2 separate regions of the Homo sapiens genome follow, and region 1 is linked to region 2. The links are chromatin contacts, found by Hi-C or POLR2A ChIA-PET in ENCODE. All regions are on one chromosome and are shown on one strand. Each heading gives the region's core, a stretch centred on a gene start or an enhancer-like site at or near the end of the contact. The rest is flanking DNA. Distances are from core to core; before and after follow the strand shown. Region 1 overlaps HIPK2 (homeodomain interacting protein kinase 2). Region 2 overlaps CREB3L2 (cAMP responsive element binding protein 3 like 2).

What was found. Hi-C counts contacts between places; a loop is a spot of excess contacts on that map. ChIA-PET counts read pairs that join two places held with the same protein, here RNA polymerase II (POLR2A). Pooled maps may share reads with other maps.
Region 1: a loop to region 2 is called in a pooled map of posterior vena cava, with 17 times the contacts of the local background. The contact joins two enhancer-like sites. A Hi-C loop is called at or near these places in 1 of 37 single-sample maps with no recorded cell type and 3 of 50 pooled maps. POLR2A ChIA-PET finds 5 or more read pairs at or near these places in 1 of 52 experiments (Caco-2).

What each region holds. Positions count from the first base shown.
Region 1 is chr7:139,671,646-139,675,635 of GRCh38, reverse strand. All of the region lies in intron 2 of HIPK2 (homeodomain interacting protein kinase 2), which reads left to right. Among named protein-coding and RNA genes, the nearest start is that of HIPK2, 100 kb to the left of the region's middle. RefSeq lists a silencer at 2,731-2,880. Within about 2 kb of position 2,740, at least 5 of the 41 ENCODE cell types and tissues checked have a DNase peak (open chromatin) inside an H3K27ac peak, as active enhancers do.
Region 2 is chr7:137,977,238-137,981,201 of GRCh38, reverse strand. All of the region lies in intron 1 of CREB3L2 (cAMP responsive element binding protein 3 like 2), which reads left to right. Among named protein-coding and RNA genes, the nearest start is that of CREB3L2, 23 kb to the left of the region's middle. RefSeq lists an enhancer at 2,036-2,964. Within about 2 kb of position 2,566, at least 16 of the 41 ENCODE cell types and tissues checked have a DNase peak (open chromatin) inside an H3K27ac peak, as active enhancers do.

The DNA of each region.
Region 1 (3,990 bases), core at 1,491-3,990, 1.7 Mb before region 2:
GACATCAACTTTGTAACTGTTTTCAGATTATTTTTTCTTTTCTCCACAGTAACTCTCAGGCTTCTTGAGGTCAGAACCATGCATTCTTGTTTTGCTGCCACCTCCCCACCTGCCTGCCCCTCATGCTGTGTCGAGTCCGCATGTGAGAAATAAGATGAGAGTCACTGGCAGCAAAGTGAGTGCCGACATTTAAATATGGAAGCAAGTCTGGGGCCCCAGACTCCAAGCGCCTAGTACCTGTGGCCTTGCTCACTGTTTTTCATATGCTGTCCTCTGGTCTTGTTTGTAAAGTGACCTGTTGCACAACCTGTCAGTACCCTGAAGGTCAGTGACTGTGTCCACACCTCTTTGTGTTCTCGGTGGTTAGCATAATATTTTTAACATAACGGACTCTTTTTAAATGTTTGGTGATGACACAGTCACTGAGCAGGATGTGCTGTAAGAAGAAAACATACTCTCCCTCATTCTGTGAATTAGTCAGAATATATCAGGTTAATAACGGTAAGAGCAAGCTTCTGTTGGTCTGATGCACCAGCATCTATTGGATCAAGCAATTAAACCCATGTCAGTCATTTTGGTACAATAGAACTAAAATTAGACACAGCATAAATACAATCAAGACGTGAGCACGTTTCCCAGCATTAGCCTTACGATGACAAAGGCAAATGCAGAAGTGTGCGAACTTCCAGGACAGGTCCGGAGATGGCTGTTCCAGAGAAGAGCCAGGGTGGATGGCAGGAAGCGGCAGCTGGGATGGAACCTCCAGTCCATATGTGGCACCTCTTTTACATCTTCATCGTAAGCGCTACCAGGAGTTTGAAATGCAAAAGTTTTAGAAATATAAACCAGGCTTTACTTAGTAATATTCATTAATGACCTAAACCAAGAGAGAATCTCCTACTTAATGAAGTGATTAATTAGCTCTGGGAATTGAAGTCGAAAACAGAAGACTAATTGATTAATAGATTACTGTGTTCATTTTTCTTCCTTTCGTGGAAAGGAGCCAGAATTTGGTCCATGCCAGGTTTGCTGCTTTGGGCTAGCACCATGCTGCCTGGAATCTGTTCTCGCCTTTCCCACGTAGCCTGTCTGCTTCCCATCCTCATGCCTTTCTTCCTGCCCTCTCCACAGGTGGAAGGCCTTCCGTTTAAAACCTTGCTCTTTCAGGCTCAGCACGCATCTCATCCCCAGGATGGATTTGCGCTCTTCTGACACTACCGAGCTCTCCTTTAAGTCACCGTTTTACCTAATCAATACCATACGGCTTAGCATTTAATTTTTCTTATTGCTTTATGTGTGGAATAATGGAAAAGAATTAAAAGATTGAAAAACCAAACACCCACCTCACTCCACATTAGGTGTGTCAAATCTGAGCTGATGAGAGGCCTTCCCCACCACAGCTCTGAGCACCAAATGAGATGATGTAGGGAAGATTCCTTATAAACTAAAAAGTGCCGCACAACATTTAGTTATTGGCACCGTCTTTTTTATATATTAATCTTAACTTCTCTACTATATTTGTAATTAAAATCTCCAGCCAAAAGTCAGCAAATTTTTCTTTTTTTTTTTTTTGAGACAGTCTCACTCTGTCATCCGGGCTGAAGTGCAGTAGGCTCATCTCACTGCAACCTCTGCCTCCTCAGCTCAAACGATTGTTCTGCCTCAGCCTCCCGAGTTGCTGGGACTACAGGCGTAGTCTGCAGTCTGCCTAGCTAATTTTTTTTTTTTTTTTTTTTTTTTTTTTTTTTTTAGTACAGATAGGGTTTCACCATGGTGGCCAGGCTGGTCTTGAACTCCTGACCTCAAGTGATCCACCTGGCTCACCCTCCCAAAGTGCTGGGATTACAGATGTGAGCCACCACGCCCTGTCCAAAGTCAGCAAATTTTTTAACATTCCTTAGGAATGGGCTTTGCTCTGTGCCAATTTTAAAAAGTCAGACTTCTTCAGGTTACCTACCATCACTGTAGGTAGAAGGATAGGGAAGACCCCACATGAAACAGTTAGAGAACTTACATGATAATGGTAAGCACCTGGTGTCAGCCCAGTCTCTACGTCCCTCCTCACAGCTCCCTCAGCCCCTGGGAGTCCTCACACAGATGGCCTATGACAGCCCTCAGCCTCCAGGGGCTTCCCCAACCCACTTAGTGTTACAAAAAGAGGCAGAAGCTGATCAGAGAGGAGGTTGGGGGAATTTGGCCGTATGCTCAGAGGCATTGGTAGCTAAGTGACTTTTTCCCAGACAGGCTGGTCTCCTGTAAGAGAGAGAGAGAACTGACAGATTATGCGAGAGAATGCGGCTCCGCCACCATCAAGGTCAGAAGCCTGCCCCTACTCTCATTATGTGTTGCTAGCCAACACACTCCTTCAGTTTGTTTCCAGCTGATCATCTTTCTGTCTTCTGCATTCCCAGTTCGTAATCTGCACTCTCTTCTCTCTCCACGGGCCCCAGAGCAGATGGGTCACTTCTTTTGGTTTCAAATACAATTTAGTGGCCATCTTCCCTCCCATCTTTTTCATTAAAAAAAAAAAAAAAGTTCTAACCACTGCTTTTCTAATCACCACTGTTCTAGCCACTAGGACTTTCTGTCCTCCACAAATCTATTGCTGTTAAAATATTTGTTTTGATTGTTCCAGGTGGTAAATGTTACCTTATGGGCTTTGTTCCAGCTCGCATTACTTTTTGCAAGGAGGATACTAAGTTCTAAAACATTGAGTCATACCATGACTGAGAATAGTGAAAGTGCAAATTCTTTATTAATACAGAAGTTAAAGATGAGGTAGTCATGTAGAAGACAACCTGCGATGATTAAATAAACTATGATTCTGGTTCAGTGATTCTAATTAATCACCAGAAGTGAATAAAAATGTTACTTGTGGCCAGGCGCGGTGGCTCATGCCTGTAATCCCAGCACTTTGGGAGGCTGAAGCGGGTGGATCACCTGAGGTCAGGAGTTCGAGACCAGCCTGGCCAACATGGCGAAACCCCATCACTACTGAAAATACAAAAAATTAGGCGGGCGTGGTGGCAGCGCCTGTAGCTACTCAGGAGGCTGAGGCAGGAGAATCACCTGAACCCAGGAGGCAGAGGTTGCAGTGAGCCGAGATCGCGCCATTGCACTCCAGCTGGAGCTACAAGAGCGAAACTCCATCTCAAAAAAAAAAGTTACTTGTAATTATTTTTTTTGAAGTCTTCATGTTCTAAGTCAAGACTTAAACTGACCATTTTTTTTACAAATAGTTAATGGTTACTTGGTATGACATATTTAGAACTTACCCAGTAGTTTTTATCATCTTGACTGGTCCTCGCTATGAAAGATATTTTATAATTTCATGCCAACTTACATAAATGTAGCATTTGATTTTCAGGTAACTAAATCACTAGCTAATCAATTCTACTTATCTTCAAGTGTTATGAGGTAGATGTAAATTCCGTGAGGGCAGGGAGTCATCTGTAGGCGAATCATCTGTTTTATTCCCTGCATTATCTTTAGCATCTAAATCAGTGTTCAGCATACACTGTGGTCACTAGATAAATATTGAACAATGAATGAGTAAGCTATAGACATAAACTATAAGAAACTCATAAAAATCTTTTATAAAAATCTAGAATCATATAATGTTAAACTTCAGATGTATCTTTTTAAACCAGAGGTATAAGTAGCAAACAAATGGGAGGAATTAAAAAATTCTTTGCCTTGAATCTGAACTATCACATTCAAGGCTTAGATTTTAGTGATGACCATTTCTCATAAATGCATTAAAGTCACTTCATTAAAACTTGATTCTCAGCCGGGTGCAGTGGCGCACACCTATAATCCCAGCACTTTGGGAGGCCGAGGCAGGCAGATCACCTGAGGTCGTTCGAGACCAGCCTGGCCAACATGGTGAAACCCTGTCTCTACTAAAAATGCAAAAAAATTAGCTGGGGTGGTGGCGTGCGCCTGTAATCCCAGCTACTTGGAAGGATGAGGCAGGAGAATTGCTTGAAC
Region 2 (3,964 bases), core at 1,317-3,816:
TTTTGTCTCCTTTGCTCTCCTCTTTCTTTCATTCACGCAGGCCTTCCCCTCCTCCTCTGGGCTTTAACTCTGCCGGTTTTCCTAGAGCTTTGCTCAGTCCTGACAGGTGTGAGGACCTGAACTCAGGGCTTGGGATCTTATCTCAGGTTCTCCTGCTTTATTGCAAGGACTCGGGGTCCTCAGCAGATCTTGGCATTCTGGAGGGTGTCACATTATTGGTGTGCATCATCGTTAAGGGTCTTTGGAGGGGATTTCTGTCTGGCATTTGGAAATTGCAGAATTGACTTTCTAAATGTATGGAGTAGCTGGCGACAAAGGGGGGTCACATTGTGGAGGAACAGGGGCCAGTGCATCAGTAAAGAGCAGGAGAGGCAAAGAGAGGAGCTGGTCACTCTTAGAAATTAATGAGGAATTTTATTGATGGCCAGTGGAAAATTGTTTCCTAGTTTGCCTTTCCCAACTCCTCCCTCTCAGTTGAAATCCTGAGGACCTTCAGCCTATAGCTCTAGCAGCTTTGGAGCCTGTATGGAGAAATCCCATGTCATGTATTTTAGGAGCCTGGGCCACTGGTTGGGGAAGTCTGAAAGTAGGCCTGATTTTTACAGGTGTCTGCAATGCTTGGGGTAAGCCCTGGGCACCAGCAAGTCTTCTCTTCCCCTTTCTCTGGTTGTGTTTGTCTAGGCCTGGGGTTGCCCCCCACCAGTTTGGAACCTTTTTAACTGAGCCTGTGGTCACTTGCATAACTCAGCCTGGGTGACCACTCTCCTGAGCTGCCCCAGGCCAGGCGAACCCACTGGAACAATGAAGCTCCTGCTCTGCCCATCCCCACGGTCTAGAGCAAAGAGTCTCAGTCTTGGCTGCACATCACACTTACCTGGGAGCTTAAACAACTTTGATGCCTGGGTCCCAGCCCAAGAGATTCTGATTTAATTGGTTCTGGGATGAGGCCTGGGCATCAGGCATTTTAAAAGCTCTCCCAGTGCTTCCAAAGTGAAACCGAGGTGAGAACTACTGGCTTGGAGTATGACTACTCAAAGCATGGTCCATGGTCTGGCAACATTCATCTCCTGGGAGTTTGTCACAAATTCAGAATCTCAGGCCCTACTCTAGACTTTCTGAATTATAATCTGAAGATCCCCAGATGATCCATGTGCATGTAAAATTTGAGAACTGCTGGCTAGAATATTCTGCTGCCTCCTGTGAGGCTGATTGGACTCACCCATCATCCGCATGCACCAGGTACTGATGCCAGATCAAGCTAGATGGAGCCCAAGAAACTGATGTGGCCTCCCCTGGATCCCTTCTTGGGGATCTGTTCTACATCTGAGTCAGGCTCCCTGCTGTCTCCATTTCTGACTGATCCCTTTTATACCTGTCCACTCAGAAGTCCCAGCATGTCTCAAGGCCAGAGATTGAAAGAGCCAGGCAGTGTTCTTTGTTGTTGTTGTTGTTGTTGTTGTTGTTGTTGTTGTTTTTGAGACGGAGTCTCGATCTGTTGCCCAGGCTGGAGTGCAGTGGCACGATCTCGGCTCACTGCAAGCTCCGCCTCTCGGGTTCACGCCATTCTCCTGCCTCAGCCTCCCGAGTAGCTGGGACTACAGGCGCCCACCACCACGCCCGGCTAATTTTTTTGTATTTTTAGTAGAGGTGGGGTTTCACCATGTTAGCCAGGATGGTCTCGATCTCCTGACCTCGTGATCCGCCCGCCTCAGCCTCCCAAAGTGCTGGGATTAAGGTGTGAGCCACCGCGCCCGGCCGGCAGCATTCTTATATTAAACTAAGGACTGGTAGGACCAGTTGCAGCCTGTGCTTTTTGATGTCTTGGCCTGATGACCCGCCCTTGCTGTGCTTTATTTGGTCAGCCTGGCAGAGCCTGCCATCCTGACCCTGGAGGGTAGGAACAGGAAAATCAGGCTAAAAGGAAAAGTTTCATGAAAGAAAATGGGTACAATATGCTAGAGCTGTGATCAATTAGAACAGAGATGACAGGCACAAAGCACTCGTATTCTTCCCTCACTGTGTGTCCTGAACATGCTTGTTTTTCAACACAGATCTTTCCCCTACTGAGCTCAGACTTGGTGCTAGTTCCTCTGTCAGCAGGGCACACCAGGCAGATATGGTCAATTACTTAAGATGCAACTATTTTGAAATTTCTTTTTCCCAGAGTAGCATCATTTACTGCTCTCGTTGTGAGTCTTGAGTTTTGTCCCACAGCTTCCAAGTTCTCAGATCACATCTCTGAGATGCCATCAGACCTTCGCCTCATCCCACCATGCATGGGGCCACTCTCTAGGCCCTCACAGGCAGTTGGTGAAATGAGTGTGTGTTTCTCCTTGAGGTTTTCATCCACGGCTCTCTTCCATAGATGTTTCCTGAGCCGCACTCTGTGCCCAGTGCTGCAGTGGGCTAGGAGTTGGAAGAACACAAACTTTGTGGGGACTCAGCTGCCTGCCTCAGCTGCGTCACTACTGCCCTAGTCAGGATAGCCCCCCTTCCTCTCATTCACCCAGGGGGAATGACAGCACACTGAGTCACTCAGCTTCTTGACCCCTGTGTCACTGCCTGACCAGTGTCTTACGTTCTTTTCCCACTCACCATTATTTGAAAACGATATGACATGACTTCCTAACCTTTACATCGTACCGGGCCTGCCATTGCCAACTTCCAGAACCACCTGCCATCTTGGTTGATTTGAGCTCAGGAGTCAGGCACAGGAAGGAGTGAAGCTGGTCAGAGACATCATAGGGAGGAGGAGGGACGGAGGGGATAGGAAAGTTCAGGACCTGCTTAAAGGAAGCAGCTGCCACTTAGCTCCAACAGACCCTTACCATATAGGAATTTGGACCCAGTGTTTTCAGCTGTTCTGACTTCAAAAGATGTTAGAAATACAGATTTTATATGTGTGTAAAATCTCTTGCTTTATATATAGACAGATAATCTCTAGAGAGATATATAGAGAGTTATCTCTGTATAGAGAGTATATCTCTGTAAAGTCGTCCAGAAGTCAGGATAGTTGCATTTTTGGGCTCCTTGTGCTCCATGGTCTCTGATTTGTTTTTATTTATCTTGGTCTCTCTGCTTCATTTGTAAGGTGAAATGATAATACCTATTGATTTCACAAAGCTGATATGATGACTAAGATTGTGAGGAATCTCTTCAGAAAAGGCTAATTGTAAGGCATCAAGTTTGAATTGTAAGGCACTTTTGGAAACTGCTTCTACCTTCCTCCCCTCCCCTCCCCTCCCCTCCTTTTCCTTTCCTTTCCTTTTTTCCTTTCTTTTCTTTCTTAGTCTCACTTTCTTGCCCAGGCTGGAGTGCAGTGGCATGATCTCGGTTCACTGCAACCTCCACCTCCCAGGTTCAAGCAGTTCTCATGCCTCAGCCTCCCCAGTAACTGGAACTACAGGTGTGCGCCACCACACTCAGCTAATATTTCTGTTTTTAGTAGAATCAGGGTTTCATCATATTGACCAGGCTGGCCTCGAACTCCTGACTTCAAGTGATCCGCCCACCTCAGCCTCCCAAAGTGCTGGGCGTACAGGCATGAGCCACCACGCCCAGCCCTACATTTCTTTTTAAACAAAACAAGATTTGTGGTTACATATGGTTATCTATCTGTCTAGATAGATAATCTATCTGTCATTTATTGCCTTCAAAATGAAATTAATTTTCAAGGTTTTTTGGAAATGGCTACTAATGATGTAGTTAGATGCCCAGTGGGTTATACCAAGATTCTTTCCTGAGTCACTATTTGTCATTCCTTTTTCCCAACCCTTGTAAGTATTAACTGTCCCCACAGTCTTATTTTATAATCGTTGTGTTGTTGCATAACCATTTCACTTGTGTGCTTTGGGTCTCTTAGAGGACAGACGTGGAGATGCTGCTTACCGGTAGCTTCTGCCACCTCGGCACTTTGGTTTTGGACTGTCTGGACTAGAAAATCTAGGCAGGGTTTATTGCTAAT